2 separate regions of the Homo sapiens genome follow, and region 1 is linked to region 2. A link is a loop called in an ENCODE intact Hi-C map of the cell type or tissue named here. Cell type or tissue: GM12878. All regions are shown on one strand. Links, peaks and the distances in the headings refer to the core of each region. The heading gives the core; the rest is flanking DNA. Region 1 overlaps AGA-DT (AGA divergent transcript). Region 2 has its middle 490 kb from the start of LINC01099.

Region 1 (5,399 bases), core at 69-5,068, 840 kb before region 2:
TTTCTTATAAGGATGTGAGAATCAAATTAGTTTAAACATACTAGTGCTTAGAACAGTTCTTAGTACATAGTAATTAGTAAATTCTAGCTATTATGTAAAGATTTTTACCTTTATTATATGAAGTCATTTATTTTTGATGAATTGAATTCTTAACAGCCTAATTAAATGGTTTAGCACTGAAATTGAGAGACCCATTCCTTCTAACACATATTCCTGTAACCACTTGTATTCTTAAACAGGTTTAAAACAAAGAGCTAAATTATTTATTTCTCTGTTGTGTGTGTACATGTACAGACATATGTACATATTCATCTTTATTAACCCAAGAAGAAGTGATCTGTTAGCACCTCTCTCGTCACAGGAAAAACACACATTTCTGTTGTCAAGTTTCCCTGGCTCCCAGGCCTCCTTTGTTTGGGTACCTCAGTCACTGGGTCTTGATCCTGTTGAACTAATGAGGCAAATTGACTATGTAGTTCAGTGTTGATGAATGGTCTAAGAGGTGACTTCAATTGAATATTTTTCTTTTTATTATCATGTTTTTCTTCTAAATTAGTGCTATAAAACCAAGGACACACTTTCACTGGTGTTTCTGTGATTTGAGATTACTTCTGTTACTGCCTTTAGATTTTGTTTCCCAAGGGGGTTGCAGAACGGACTGCTTTTGCACATTGTGAGCATCTAATCAGTTACAATATGCTAATAAGTTTTAATATGGTGTGATCTTGTGTTTATAAGCACAAACCTTATTGTAAATGTCAAAATAATTCAGATCTTAATATATCCCCTGTAGTGATACATTAATAAGGGCCATAGGAGCAAGTACTGTAGGTGGTTAATTCTTAATGGACAAGGATCTTTTTGCTATTTGATTTGGAGATCAAAACCCAGAGAGACAATAAATAGCCTGCATTTTAATTTCAGAATGTGATATTTGCTCTCCTCACAGCAAGGGAGAAGTTCCCTTGAAAATCCTCATTTGTTAATACACCATGACAGTACCAAGGACATGATAGGGTTTTCTACCCATGATTGTCAAATAAATAAATAGATGTATTCATCATTGTGTTACAATTATATGTAGTCGCAAAAGTAGTCTTTGAGCTCAATAGCATAGCACCACTACTTTTTCTGTTAAGAAAACGGAGGTCATAGAGGTTAAGTGACTTTGGATCATGGACAAATCAGATCTAGAACCCAATTCATTGATTCCAAATCCAATTTTAATTTTGGAGCTTTTTATTTTATTTTTAATTTTAATTTTTTTTTTTTGAGACTGAGTCTTGCCCTGTTGCTCATGCTGGAGTTCAATGGCCCAATCTCGCCTCACTGCAATCTCTGCCTCCCAGTTCAAGCAATTCTCGTGCCTCAGCCTCCTGAGCTGGGATTACAAGCACACACCACCATGTCCAGCTAATTTTTGTATTTTTAGTAGAGACGGGGTTTCACCATGTTGGCCAGACTGGTCACAAACTAATTTTGGAACATTTTATACTACACCATCTGTAATAAAGATTTGAAGGAAGCAGGATAATTGTTAGATTTTAATTGCCTTTGACATTGAAAACATATTTTTTTGAGAAAAATAGGGAGAATACACAATGTGACTAGTTATTTTTGGTATTCATTCCATAAGAAGACCTTTCTAGTTGCTGCATATATTTGTTAGCATTATGCATGCAAATCACTACTCACTATTTTTGTACTTCTTCATGAATTGACTTCCACAAGATAGTTGATCACTAACTTTAATCCAAATGGAGCTTAAGACAAAATACAACTTAGCGTAATGTCCTACAGGTTCATCCGTGTTGTTGCAAATGACAGAATTTATTTCTTTTTTAGAGGCTGAATAGTACTCCATTGTGTATATGTACCATGCTATCTTTATCCATTCATCCATCAATGGACACTTAGGTCATTCCATATCTTGACTATTGTGAATAAAGCCGCAATGAACACGAGAATGCAACTGTCTATTCTACGTACTAATTTCAATTGCTTTGGATATATACCCAGAAATGGAACTGACAGATAATATGGTAGTCCTATTTTTATTTTGCAAGGAACCTCGATATCGTTTTCCATAATGGCTGCACTAATTTATATTCCCATTAGCAATGTATAAGAGTTTCCTTTTTGTGATGAATATGTTAAGTAGTTTGATTTAATCATTCCACATTGTATACCTTTATCAAAAAATCACCTTGTACTCCATAAATGTATACAACTATGATTTGTCAGTGAAAAATAATATGAAATTAAGAAACAACATTAAAAACCCAAAACACAATTTAGCTGACAATCACTCCCAATGTGACAAAATTTAACAAATCGGTATTTTATGTTGCCACCAGGAGGCAGCACAACCAAGCAATCCAATCTGTTTTCATTATCATTTGTTTTTTCAATCTGGAAAACTGAATAGTGTACAGGCAAGTATAGTATTGAATTGGTCGATATAACTTCTTATTACATCATCTCACTATCTTTTGCCATGTAGGTTTAAACTATGACTTAGTGGTGCAAGAGACCACATCTTCAAGTAGCAAATGATGGAATCTCAATGACCACATCCATGATCTCCTGGTCCAAAAAGCATATGTTCTGTTTCTATGTATCTCCATTTATCTAGGTCATTCAACTAATTCCTGGGGGTAGGGGAGAATCTCCTTTCAGGTGGCATTATGGTTTAGAGGACATATGAATTAGGCATGAGAAGTCCTGGCTTCTCCATGAACTGTGAGATCTTGGGATCTTGGCCTCAATCTAACCCTCTTGGCCTCAACATTCTAATATGCAAAATGGGAGAGATGTGTGAAGGTAACTTTTCCTTTTATGATATCTTTATGAGGTAATATACTATGCTTCTAAAAAAGAATTGGCAAGAAAAAAATGTGAGAATTCCTTCAGCCGCAAGACTGACAGGAAATCTCCAGGTTTCCCTGTAGTCTAACTCGTATCAGAAGAGTAATGGCTGAGTCAAAATACATCAGTTCAAAAATATGGCACTGTTTCTTAAGCCTGGAATGATCCAACCAGAATACAAACTCGGTGTTTGTACCTCACAGTGGGTTTTAACATCTCTAGAATGCACTTCATATGTGTAGACTCTGAGGCACTTTGATGGAAGATTATTTCTGATATTTAGGAAACTGTCAGGCTGCCTTTTGGAGATTTGTAGTTGCTGTGATTGACAACTGGTTTCAGATATATATTTTCATTGCTTTGGTTAGGTGTGAGTATATATCAAAATGAATTGCTGAGTGTATGAAATAAAAGAAAAGTGAGTTTCTTCTACTTGTGTGATCTCTAAAGATCTTAAAGGAATCATTTGTAAAGCAAATTGGCTAAATATCATTTATAGCAACCTAAGGGAATTTTCTTTTTTTATATATAAAAAAGACATGAGAATTAAACCAAAGGTCTTTGGTGTGCTAAAGACCTTTGAATGTGCACTAGTTTTGGAGTAAGCAAACTGCTATTGTGTTTTTTCTTTATTGTCAGTGTTTTAAGACCAATTTATTCAAGCCATCAGATGGCTTCTTTGTACTTACATAAAATGAAGTCATGTATGCTTCAAACCAATCCTCTATTTATTATTTATTTGCATGGAGCTTTATTCACACTATTATTATTATTATTTTCTTCAAGGATAATTGGGGTGCAGGAATATTTAGGATTTGGACAAAAAATTTAAAGACCTGATATTTACTGACTTTACTCAAGTTGATATTCTATCTTTCTAGCTTAACTCACATTTTGTAACATTTTAAAGGATTATTTTCAAAATAAAGAATATATACAAAGTTAGAGGACCAAACAGCAAAAAGTTTTCTCTTTCCATTAGGGAATGCTGGATTCCATTACGGTAAGACATTTTTTGATGAAGTAAAGCAGTATATTCAACTGTCAGCCAAAAGGCAAAAACTTCTATTTCTTTTCTTGTTATTGATCTTCTTGGAAGCCCGTATCATTTGCAAAAATATAATTCTTAACTTTTTCACATCCAGTTTCTTTTTTCTTTTTCTTTTTTCTTTTTTTTTTTTTTGAGACGGCGTCTTACTCTGTCGCCCATGCTGGACTGCAGTGGCATGATCTCGGCTCACTCCAAGCTCCGCCCCCCGGGTTCACACCATTCTCCCACCTCAGCCTCCCGAGTTGCTGGAACTACAGGCGCCCGCCACCACGCCCAGCTAATTTTTTTTTAATTTTTTTTTTTATATTTTAGTAGAGACGGGGTTTCACTGTGTTATCCAGGGTGGTCTCTATCTCCTGACCTCATGATCCGCCTGCCTCTGCCTCCCAAAGTGCTGGGATTACAGGCGTGAGCCACTGCACCCGACCTTCACATCCATTTTCTAAAGTGTAAACATTTTTTTCTTCATGATTATACTCTAAAACACTGTCGAATTTACAATAAGATCTCCATGGACACAATTACTTTAGTTTTCCGCAGGCTGGCCAGTGAACCAGATCAGTGCCAGCAGAGAAGCATATTGTAACGCTGCTATTGATACGGAAGGAGAGCAGGGAAGTGCTGGGTAGAGGAGGGCATGGTCCCTGGTTAGGGCTCCACCCCCAGGGACCTAGGTGAGGACGGGCACTCCTGCCTTCCTGCCCAAATGTTGCATTTGCCAAGACCACCCTGGCCCACCACGCCTCCATCCTGCACCTATAAAAACTCGAGACCCTAGCGGGCAGACACACAAGCGGCTGGAGGTCGTGAGGAACACATCTGTGGAGGAAGACACAAGTGGCTGGTTGTTGAGAGCACGCCAGCGGAAGAGCACGCGACAGGCACCGGCAGGCCAGGAGGCCATTGACCCGCGAGACAAGGCGGAGTTTGGCCGGGGCAGTTGGAGGAGAGTCCTGGACCACGGAGCGGCCCAACTCCGGGGGAAAACCATCTCCCTTCTGGCTCCCCCATCTGCAGAGAGCTACTTCCACTTGATAAAACTTTGTATTCGGCCGGGCACGGTGGCTCACGCCTGTAATCCCAGCACTTTGGGAGGCCGTGGCGGGCGGATCACTTGAGGTCAGGAGTTTGAGACCAGCCTGGCCAACATGGCGAAACCCCGTCTCTACTAAAAATACAAAAATTAGCCAGGCAGGTGGCATATGCCTGTAAACCCAGCTACAGCTACTCGGGAGGCTAAGGCAGGAGAATCTCTTGAACCCAGGAGGCGGAGGTTGTGGTGAGCCGAGATCGCACCATTGCACTCCAGCCTGGGCGAAAAGAGTGAAACTCCCCTCTCAAAAAAACAAACAAACAAACAAAAAAACCTTTGCATTCAGTCTCCAAGCCCACGTGTAATCCGATTCTTCCCATAGAACAAGGCAAGAACCAGGGATACAGAAAGCCCTCTGTCCTTGCAATAAGTCCTGGGTCTAATTGA
Region 2 (5,399 bases), core at 218-5,217:
AATGTATATTGCATGTTTTTACTAGGGCAGATTACTACTTTGCATTAGTATAAACGCTTTGGAAGATAGCTTTTTTGACAAGGTGCAATATTGAATACATAAGTAGTTAATAGTGCACAATGTGCTATACCAATTGATCGAACCAGAAGAAATGAATATACATGAAGTGCAACTTGATTCATCCATTACCTTTCAAAGTAACGCAAGACTAAAATATATTTACTCTATGGCAACATTCTGCATCTAAGAATCATAAAGGAAAACATAAGTACATTAAAAATTGTAATGAAACATAATTATTGAATGGCAACAAAAAATAGTACAGTTCATAAATGAGGTATAACTTCTCCTCAAAGGGTTTTAAATCTATAAAGATGTACTTATGGTTTATTTTATTTTATTTTTTAATATTTTTCCTTTTTTTAGCTATTTCTTTTGTAATTTTTTTTCATTATACTTTAAGTTCTGGGGTACATGTACAGAACGTGCCATTTTGTTACATAGGTATACACGTGCAATGGTGGTTTGCTGCACCCACTAACCCGTCATCTACATTAGGTATTTCTCCTAATGCTATCCCTCCCCTAGCCCCCAACCCCCTGGCAGGCCCCTGTGTGTGATGTTCCCCTCCCTGTGTCCATGTGTTCTCATTGTTCAACTCCCACTTGGGAGTGAGAACATGCAGTGATTTGTTTTCTGTTCCTGTGTTAGTTTGCTGAGAATGATGGTTTCCAGCTTCATCTATGTCCCTGCAAAGGACACGAACTCATCATTTTTTAGGGCTGCATAGTATTCTATGTTGTATATGTGCCATATTTCCTTTATCCAGTCTATCTTTGATGGGCATTTGGGTTGGTTCCAGGTGTTTACTATTGTGAATAGTGCTAGTGCTGCAATAAACATACGTGTGCATGTATCTTTATAGTAGAATAATTTATAATCCTTTGGGTATATACCCAGTAATGGGATGGCTGGGTCAAATGGTATTTCTAGTTCTAGATCCTTGAGGAATCGCCACACTGTCTCCCACAATGGTTGAACTAATTTACACTTCCACCAACAGTGTAAAATGTTCCTATCTCTCCACATCCTCTCCAGTATCTGTTTCCTGACTTTTTAATGATCACCATTCTAACTGGCATGAGATGGTATCTCATTGGATTTTGATTTACATTTCTCTAATGACCAGTGATGATGAGCTTTTTTTCATGTGTGTTGGCTGAGTAAATGTCTGCTTTTGAGAAGTGTCTGTTCACACCCTTCACCCACTTTTTGATGGGGTTGTTTTTTTCTCATAAATTTGTTTAAGTTCTTTGTAGATTCTGGATATCAGCCCTTTGTCAGATGGATAGATTGCAAAAATTTTCTCCCATTCCGTAGGTTGCCTGTTCACTCTGATGATAGTTTCTTTTGCTGTGCCTAAACTCTTTAGTTTAATTAGATCCCATTTGTCAATCTTGGCTTTTGTTGCCATTGTTCTTGGTGTTTTAGTCATGAAGTCTTTGCCCATGTGTATGTCTTGAATGGTATTGCCTAGGTTTTCTTCTAGGGTTTTTATGGTTTTAGGTCTTACATTTAAGTCTTTAATCCATCTTGAGTTAATTTTTGTATAAGGTGTAAGGAAGGGGTCCAGTTTCAGTTTTCTGCATATGGCTAGCCAGTTTTTCCAACAACATTTATTAAATAGGGAACACTTTCCCCATTTCTTGTTTCTGTCAGGTTTGTCAAAGATCAGATGGTTGTAGATGTTGGCATTATTTCTGAGGCCTCTGTTCTGTTCCGTTGGTGTATATGTCTGTTTTGGTACCAGTACCATGCTGTTTTGGTTACTGTAGCCTTGTAGTATAGTTTGAAGTCAGGTAGTGTGATGCCTCCAGCTTTGTTCTTTTGGCTTAGGATTGTCTTGGCTATTCAGGCTTTTTTTTTGGTTCCATATGAAATTTAAAGTAGTTCTTTTCCAATTCTGTGAAGAAAGTCAATGGTAGCTTGATGTGGATAGCACTGAATCTATAAATTACTTAGGGCAGTATGGCCATTTTCACGATATTGATTCTTCCTATCCATGAGCATGAAATGATTTTCCATCTGTTTTTGTCTTGTCTTATTTCCTTGAGCAGTGGTTTGTAGTTCTTGAAGAGGTTTATTTTTAAAGTTTACATTTTTAGTGAAGTAGTGAATTATACTATCCATAATTTTCTACAAACATTATTCAAAAATGACAGATGATTTTCAAATTTAAAAATCTACTTGATAATCATATCCTCTTGTCTAATCAATTTTCATTGGAAAACTACTCTTTGTAATAGCATGTTTTATTTCTTAATTAAATCTATGTGTTTAAATGCACAAACACGATACATATGTGCATGTAATATATATATATATATATATATATATATATATATAAGAGATTTTTTTTTAGTGAAGAGAGCCAATACTTCTCTAATGAAACTGGCTTTGCCCAGTGAATGTTTTTTTTCAGTGCTCTGTGAAGTCCGTATATTAACTCTGAGTTGAAGAAATGGGGAGTGAAAGAGGATTCTTAACAATTACTTACAGTTTTGAAACGCTGGACATTTCTGATTTCTATTTGATCCTGCCATAAACAAAAAGACCTAGAACAAGTTAGTTGAAAAGTAAATCTGTCTATATTACTAGGTCAGTGTATTATTATTTTAACATGTTATTGGGAAATTTTATTTTAGAGTATGTGGTAGATAGATTTCTAAGATGATTCATCCCCTTGCATAATCCTTTGTCAAGTGTAAGCAGGACCTGTGAATATAATAGAATATCAGTCCTATGATTGGATTACATTACATGGAAAAAGGTATTTTACAGATTTAATAGAGGTCTCTAGTCAGTTGGCTTTGTATTATTAATCAAAAGAGAGATTATCCTGAGAAGAACTGACCTAATCTAGTGGTGAGTCTTTAAAAGGGACTCAAGTCAGGAGACAAATTCCAAGTAAAAGAGATACTCCTCCTACCCTCCAACAAACAAAAAGTATGTTGTGACCTGCCTCTGGAGGAGGCCATGTGGCAAGAAGCTAAGGGCGCCCTCTAGGTGCTGAGAGCAGTCCCTGGCCCACACCCAGCAAGAAAATGTTACTTCTTTTCTACAGAGGGGCAAAACTGAATTCTGATAACCATTGAGTTTGGGAGAGGACTCTGAACCTCAGATGAGATGACAGCTGTCACTGACATCTTGATATCAGCCTAGTGAGAACCTGAGCAGGGGACTCAGTTAACATGTACCCAGATTCCAGATCCACAGAATTGTTGAGATAATAAATCTATGTTGTTTTAATTTGTACTAATTTGTTATATAGCAATAGAAAATTAATACAGGATGTAAAGAGAAGGAATATAGGGATTTAGAGAAATATTAGGGAGACTGGTAAAACAAAAAAAAAATGCCAGAAAAAAAAAACAGAAAAAAGTTGAAGCATAAGGTATCTGTATTCATTTTTCTACCATTTGTGCTTTGTTTCTAAGCCATAAGTCCTATGTTTAGTCATTGTCCACTAACTACATGTATTACGAAGTTTTTAAGTCAAAGATTAATATTGTATATTTATATTGGTGTCATATCTATTTAGGCTATTAAATTATTTTTATAAGCACTAACACATCTTTGTCATTTTCCATCTATATCTTTATTTTATATATATGCCTAATATAGAAAGAATGAGCTAAATTTGGAATATTATTCATGATATAAATGGATTTGAATTTTTTGTTATTATATGGCCATAAGTGCAATCATATAATAATGTCTATATCTTGGTCAAAATATGACAGATTAAATTTTTAAGCATCTATCAGCCTCAAGATCTTAAAACTTATAAGTACTACTAAAATATGGCTGTCATAATAGAAACCATGAATATATAAAGTAAACTGATTTCATGGTACGCCCAGCGTTGAGTTCATTGACAGTTGATTTATGCATTTATATTTTCATCATTCAAGTATTAAGGGAATGCTAACTTTATAAAAACAGGAAATAACCTGTAAAGGTCACTTTTACTTGTCAACTTGTTATGGTATAGTGCCCCTGTTATTCAATCAAACACTAAGGTAGGCACAGCTGCGAAGGTATTTTGTAGATGTGATTAAAGTTCATAATTAGTTGACTTTTAGTAAAGGAGCTTATCCTCAATGATCTGAGTGGCCTGATTAAGTTATAAAGCTTTATTAAGAGGAGAACTGCAAAAGCAATTCTCCCTGTGGACTGCAGCTTCAGCTCTTGCCTAAGAGTTCCAGGCTGCCCTTTCTGATGGCCTGCCCTATAAATTTCAGATTTGCTTAGCCGTGCCTCACAATTTTGTAAGCCACATCCTTATGATAAATCTTTTGATAACACATATATCACTGATACATATATATCACTCAGTTTTCTGGTGGAACTCTGATACATACCTCTTTTCTTTGCAAATTTATAGCAATCACAGAGGAAACTTTCATGGATATAAAATCATTAGGTAAAAACTTTTTATGTTGTAAACATCATCAAAGTCATGATGTTTAAAAAACCAACCAAACAAAAAATACTAGCAGACAAACACATCTACCATACAGCAATGGAAAATTAGCAGCCCCAACATTTTATTCTGGATTTTCTGAAGAAATAAATTAAGATGATATCCACATATTTCCATAAAAAGCTTTCAAAATAAGTAGTACTTACTACTCTATGTGCATATGATTATTGCTGAATTGGTTTTCAGTTTGGATTATGCATATATATGATGCACATATATGGCATTATGCAAAAAAATGTTAAATGCTAAGAGGAATATGAGGGGTTTCTGAGAGAGCATGTACTTTCTTATGAGGGCAAGCTTTAAATGGCATTGAGGTCATTATCACTAGGGATTCAATCATTTCCAACAATCCCTTCAACCGGGAGGATTATGGGCTGACATCTCATTATTGAAGTACTGAAACATGAATAATTTGTCCTACGTTGATAGGAGATACTGAAACCCATATAGTTATGAGGTCATAGCTGTAAAGAATAAACTCTAAAATTATTACAAAAGAATAATAATGGGAAAGAAATACTAATGAAAACTATGATTGTATATACATCCCATGTAATTTACATATATTCATCATCTTTTGTTAAATAAATATGGTTATCAGATGTTTATCTTGTTTAAATAAAATTGCGTTTTTTAAAAAAGTCTATTGCTGATATTTCCAAATTTCCTATGAAATTAAGTGGCAGAGAAGGAATATAAATGAGAGAAAAAAGCAAAAGATTCATGAGTTAATGAAGTAGTCATTCTTGGGACTGAAAACAGGTACATCCTTCTCTCTTTGGTTTTTCTTATATAATATAATATGAAATAATAAAAATGCCGAGTCATTGCATGTTCAGTGAACAGAGTA

Evidence for each region. A loop is a pair of places that touch in the nucleus more often than their neighbours do. Peaks named below come from ENCODE experiments on the same cell type or tissue, not always from the same donor. Only the 100,000 strongest peaks of a DNase experiment are listed, where the experiment ranks them.
Region 1: a loop joins it to region 2, with 6 times the contacts of the local background. A loop is called at or near these places in 3 of 110 quality-filtered maps.

What each region holds. Positions count from the first base shown.
Region 1 is chr4:177,552,810-177,558,208 of GRCh38, forward strand. The region is part of intron 1 of AGA-DT (AGA divergent transcript); the gene reads left to right. Among named protein-coding and RNA genes, the nearest start is that of AGA-DT, 110 kb to the left of the region's middle. In GM12878, for the core only: a CTCF peak has its summit at 2,354 (motif pointing right); a DNase peak (open chromatin) is centred at 2,369.
Region 2 is chr4:178,392,946-178,398,344 of GRCh38, forward strand. No RefSeq gene overlaps it. Among named protein-coding and RNA genes, the nearest start is that of LINC01099, 490 kb to the left of the region's middle. In GM12878, for the core only: a CTCF peak has its summit at 3,050; no DNase peak of the experiment used is centred there.